Linked DNA regions of Homo sapiens: region 1 is linked to region 2. Evidence: read pairs that join two places in POLR2A ChIA-PET (ENCODE). Cell type or tissue: PC-9. All regions are shown on one strand. Links, peaks and the distances in the headings refer to the core of each region. The heading gives the core; the rest is flanking DNA.

The links. ChIA-PET counts read pairs that join two places held together with the same protein. Peaks named below come from ENCODE experiments on the same cell type or tissue, not always from the same donor. Only the 100,000 strongest peaks of a DNase experiment are listed, where the experiment ranks them.
Region 1: POLR2A ChIA-PET joins it to region 2 with 12 read pairs; 3 of 35 experiments call an interaction of 5 or more read pairs at or near these places.

The regions. Positions count from the first base shown.
Region 1 is chr1:150,969,850-150,972,724 of GRCh38, forward strand. All of the region lies in intron 1 of CERS2 (ceramide synthase 2), which reads right to left. Among named protein-coding and RNA genes, the nearest start is that of CERS2, 3.5 kb to the right of the region's middle. In PC-9, for the core only: no CTCF peak of the experiment used is centred there; no DNase peak of the experiment used is centred there; H3K4me3 peaks cover 232 bases.
Region 2 is chr1:150,527,106-150,530,014 of GRCh38, forward strand. All of the region lies in intron 3 of FALEC (focally amplified lncRNA regulator of ECM1), which reads left to right. Among named protein-coding and RNA genes, the nearest start is that of FALEC, 13 kb to the left of the region's middle. In PC-9, for the core only: no CTCF peak of the experiment used is centred there; DNase peaks (open chromatin) are centred at 1,296 and 2,076.

The DNA of each region.
Region 1 (2,875 bases), core at 1-2,500, 440 kb after region 2:
AAACATTGCAGGGCTGAGGCAAACCCTTCTTCCCCTTCCCTACAACCTACAACCCATCTGAGTAGCAAGTCCCTAAAGAAAAATTAAGAGACAGGGTAGGCTGGGCAGTAGCTCACGCCTGAAATCCCAGCACTTTGGGAGACCAAGGCAGGCTGATCACTTGAGCTCAGGAGTTTGAGACCAGCCTGGGCAACACGGTGAAACCCCATCTCTACAAAAAATACAAAAATTAGCTGGATGTGGTGGCACATGCCTGTAATCCCAGCTACTCAGGAGGCTGAGGTGGGAGGATCACTTGAGCCTGGGAGGTGAAGGTTGCAGTGAGCCATGCTCTTGCCACTGCACTCCAGCCTGGGTAACACAGTGAGACTCTGTCTCAAAAAAAAAAAAAAAAAAAAAAAAGCCAAGGTAAAGCAAAATTATGTCCCCAAATGACACTGAGCTCCACAATCACTGGACATCGAACTACTGCACACAAGGTTGACACTCCATGCCAAGCCATCTAGTCCCTACACACAAGGCAGAAGGACCCTATGTATAACTCTTCAGAAAGAAAAGTGAAGGTAGGGCTGCAAAGAGTCAGGGATTGTGGGGCAGGGAACCAAGAGAGCGGACCAATACATCTGATGGAATTAAGAGCTATTCTTTTATTTTCTTTTGAGACAGGGTCTTCCTCTGTCACCCAAGCTGGAGTGCAGTGGTACAATCACAGCTCACTGCAACCTCCACCTCCCAGGTTCAAGCCATCCTCCCCTCCTGCCTCAGCCTCCCGAGTGCCTGGGGCTATGAGTAGCATGCACTACCAAGTAGCACACACCACATCTGGCTAATTTTTGAATTTTTTTTTTGGTAGAAACAGGGTTTTGCCATGTTGCCCAGACTGGTCTTGAACTCCTGGGCTCAAGCAACCTGCCAGCCTTGGCCTCCCAAAGTGCTGGGATTACAGGCATGAGCCACGGTGCCTGGTCAGAGCTATTTCGTATAAATGCTCATCCAGAAAACAGAATCCTAGTCTGCAGGGGAACACCCATACCCTCTCAGTCTAGGAAAGAGCCGCTATGTAAACCTCCTCCCCCAACTGAAAGACGAACAACATGGTGGGAGTGACCACTTGGATACCCAGAGGAGGGAGGGAACGGTCAGACGTGTGTGGCTCATGAGGGAAGAGCAGCTGCTTGAAGCTGAGAGGAATGGCAAGATGGTCCAGGAGAGCCAGGGATGCTGGGTCCAGCAAACACCTGGCAATCCTAGGACTCAGCAAGAAGCCGCAGCAGGATGACCATGACAGTCTTTTCCAGGCTCCCCACCCCTTGTTCTCCTGGGAAGGAGATGAGGCGGTGGGATTTAGGCTGGCCCAGAAAGTGAAAGCAGAGACAGGAAGAAAAGAGAGTGGTGAAATTGTTATCCACAGTGACCTGGAGACTAGTTGGTGCCACTGACTGAAGACAGAGCCTGAGACCACAGCTGGGCTGGGCTGGTCCTGCTGCTGCTCTGACAGCTCCCGCTCCACCCCCACCCACCACTGTAGCCCTTGCGAAATCCCTCAGCCTGTCACGGGTCAGTATTCCAGCTCAAGGACTTTACCCCCTTGTCCCCACTCCTGGTCACTGCTCTCTCGGATGAAATCAGAGGTCAGCACTGCCAGTAAAGGAGCTTCAGCTCCACCTTCTCCCCTCCTCCTCCCCCAAATCACACACACACATTCCAGACACTGCCCCTGCCCCCTCCACCTCAGCCAGAATAAATATTTAATTAAACAGATGGAAGCCTTCTGAACTGAACAAAATTAAATGTAATTATCCACAGTGGAACTTTCCCCACACAAACACACACTTTTTTCCTAGAGAAAAGTTGTAGAAAATTGAATAAAGAAGGGACAAGGGTAGAAAATGCACAGAGAAGGGACAATGCGGAACACTTTGATGTGTGCACATGGCCCCCTCTTCCCACTTTTTTGCTCAGCCTGATTGGAAGCGAGAAATCAGCCTGACCCAGTCACCTGACTGCTGTCTCTTGGAGCCCAACTTCTCCAGGGAAATGTAAAGCCAAAGGTACCATGTTGCCCTGGCAGTCCTAGACTTCAGATCCCATCCCCAACCAGGTCTGTGAAAACTGGCAGGGATGTTTCTCTAGTCAGGCGGCAGGCTGGAGTCGCAGAGGGAGGGTGGAGCCCCTGCTGGACTCCTGGGGCCCAGGAATGTCTCATGCCTGCAAAACAGGGGGTGGGGGGCAGGCAAAGTAGGCACTAGAGCATGGTCAAGGACAGACACCTGGGCAGTGCAACTTCCTCATCCCCAAGATGAGATAGCGCCTGTCCTCTTCCACTCCAAGCAGGGAGAGTGGAAGACTTGGGAAATGCAGATTAATGGGGGCTTTTACACTGAGGTTGCAGGCTTCCCATGACCACAGCCCTCCCTGGTGGTCCTGCACCTCCATTAGCAGAGAGGCACTACCCCCATCTCCCCAGCAGGGAGGCCCCAGATTCAGCAGGGTCAGGACCTCTGACTCAACATGAAGAGAGGGGAGGACAGCTGGGGCCTGGCCGGCCTCACTTACACATCCCCACAGAACCAAAGAGTTGGGTCCCTGTGGCAGTACTGGGGAGGCCTCTTAGCACCAGCACACAGATCCAAGCAAGACCCCATAAACAAGAGGCTGGGGCAAGAAAAGCTGAAGTGTACACACGGTAAGGAGACAACCCTGTTTTTCCAGGCCCCCTGGGCCTTCAGGGCAGTTACTTGACTTCTTATGGAGAAAATCACATCTAGAAACACTTTTCCACCCAGACTTCACTCCCCCATACACATGAAGAGACATGGTATCTGTCTACGCTCTCTCTCACACACACCTGCCTTGGAGGCACAGATGCCACTTT
Region 2 (2,909 bases), core at 313-2,812:
ATTTTTTTTATTTTTAGTAGAGACGGGGTTTCACCATATTGGTCAGGCTGGTCTCGAACTCCTGACCTCAGGTGATCAGCCTGGCTCAGCCTCCCAATGTGCTGGGATTTCAGATGTGAGCCACCACGCCTGGCCTATTTTTATTTTTTATTTATTTACTTATTTATTTTTGAGATGGAGTCTTGATCTGTTGCCCAGGCTGGAGTGCAGTGGTATGATCTTGACTAACTGCAACCTCTGCCTCCCGGGTTCAAGCGAGTCTCCTGCCTCAGCCTCCCGAGTAGCTGGGATTACAGGTGCCCACCACCACGCCTGGCTAATTTGTGTATTTTTAGTAGAGATGAGATTTCACCCTGTTAGCCAGGCTGGTCTTAAGCTCCTGACCTCAGGTGATCTGCCCGCCTCAGCCTCCCAAAGTGATGGGATTACAGGTGTGGGCCACTGTGCCTGGCCAAAAACTTAAAAGCTTGAAAAACTCATTTTAAAAGCACCAGAGGCTGGGCATGGTGGCTGGTCTGGAACCTGGAATTTGAGACCCACCTGGCCAACATGGGGCCAATATGGCGAAACCCCACCTCTACTAAAAATACAAAAGTTAGCTGGGCGTGGTGGTGGGCACCTGTGATTCCAGCTACTCGGGAGGCTGAGGCAGGAGAATCGCTTGAACCCGAGAGGCGGAGGTTTCAGTGAGCCAAGATCGCACCACTCCACTCCAACCTGGGCGACGTAGCAAGGCTCCATCTCAAAAAATGTATAAGTAAATAAATAAATAAATAAAAGTTTTCATTGGTAGGAGGACTTGCTTGAATTATCTAGTCATATATATGCAGAATTGGTGGTCCCATTGACCCTCAAGTGAGGCATCCAATAGGCAGCAAATATTTTCAGGGAAGGTGGGGTCCTCGCTGTATTATGGAAGAAATCATGATTGGTCTAAGTCAATCATGGTAACCCTCTTCCTCTTCGCCTATCCGGGGTGGGCATATGACCCAGGTTTCACCAAAAAGACACAAGAGGAAGACTCCAGGGAACTTGTGGATGAATTTTTGTGCCCTTATAAAAGAGAGCTGTTGAGGAACCAGAGCCCTTTCTCTTTTTTTTTGCATTGGGATGATGTTATATAAGGAAGGCACAGTTGATTCTGTGGCAACATCTTATAACTGAGAGAGAAGTGAAGAAAATTGCAAAGATGTCAACTCCTGCTTCTTGATATTGTGAAGCCTCTTAAAAACTTTGGAACTTTTTGCTTCTGGGCTTCTTGAGGAAACAGTCAACATCCTTATGGTTTTGCTGTTAGTCAGGTTTTCTGTTATGTGTAGGCCAAAGCATTCCTAGCCGACATGTCATCCCTGAAGTCTCAGCTTTAAATGTCATTCCTCAGGGAGACCTTCCTGAAACCCCCAGATCAACACATTCTGTAACACTCCCCACTGTCCCTGAGTGGTCCTCATCACACTTGTAATTATTATTACTATTAATTTTTTTTTTTTTTTTGAGATGGAGTCTCACTCTGTCGCCCAGGCTGGAGTGCAGTGGTGCAATCTCGGTTCACTGCAAGCTCCGCCTCCCAGGTTCACGCCATTCTCCTGCCTCAGCCTCCCGAGTAGTAACTGGGACTACAGGTGCCCACCACCACGCCCAGCTAATTTTCTTTCGTATTTTTAGTACAGATGGGATTTCACCATGTTAGCCAGGATGGTCTCAATCTCCTGACCTCTTGATCCGTCTGCTTCGGCCTCCCAAAGTGCTGGGATTACAGGCGTGAGCCACTGCGCCTGGCACTTGTAATTATTAATATTTATTGAATGATGGTCTTTGTCTCAGGGCTATTTGCTCCACCAGAGCAGAGACTATGACAGGCATCCCAGAGCCTAGCCCAATGACAGGCACAGGAGCCACTAAATAAATAGCAAAAAAAAAAAAAAAAAAAAAAATCAAAGGATCTAGAGCACAGGTGGAGGGAGAAGCAGGATAAATCCGTGAAAGGTGTGAATTGAAATATGTGCAGCTGGGCTTCTGCTATCACATGGAAACTTTAAAGCTTAATGAATCATTAAAGAAGGGTTGGAATGACCATTGTGGGAACGGGGTGTGAGTGTTTATCTGGTACAGTAAGAGCTGCCAAGTAGTGTTAAAGGCCCAGCTGGGATTAGAAACCATACGTGTGCATTGGCAGAAACCAGCAGAATTAGAAGATTTCCTCCAGCAGCGTTCAGCCATCTGAGTGTGGGAGAGAAGCTGGGTAATTAGGTCAGCCCCAAAATGGGGGCTTGGTGGGCAGGCTGCTGCCTTTTGTTCCTTTCTCAGATGAAGTAAATGAAAATAGATGTGGAATTTTGTTTTCCTTGTCCCCAAAATGAAACCTTGTAGAACTCAAAGGCTTGCCCTTTGGCCCTAGACTGGAGCCAAAAAGGCTGAAGCATTTACCCCAAACGTCTTCCCCTATGGCCTGCTTGCCTAGCAGGGCCCATGGAAAGATTTGTGGGGATCTGTGATTTTTTTTTTTTTTTGAGGTGGAGTCTCGCTCTGTCACCCAGGCTGGAGTGCAGTGGCGCCATCTCGGCTCACTGCAAGCTCCGCCTCCCGGGTTCACGCCATTCTCCTGCCTCAGTCTCCCGAGTAGCTGGGACTACAGGCGCCTGCCACCACGCCCGGCTAATTTTTTGTATTTTTAGTAGAGACGGGGTTTTCCCATGTTGGCCAGGATGGTCTCGATCTCCTGACCTCATGATCCGCCCACCTCAGCCTCCCAAAGTGCTGGGATTACAGGGGTGAGCCACCGCGCCCAGCCTGTGAATTTCTTAAAGTATGCAAAATGCGGTGTGTCTGTGTGTGTGCATTTTTCTGGGGCGAGTATCTGTAGCTTACATCAAATTCTTTAAAGGGTGATCCAGAAAGACAAGAGCCCC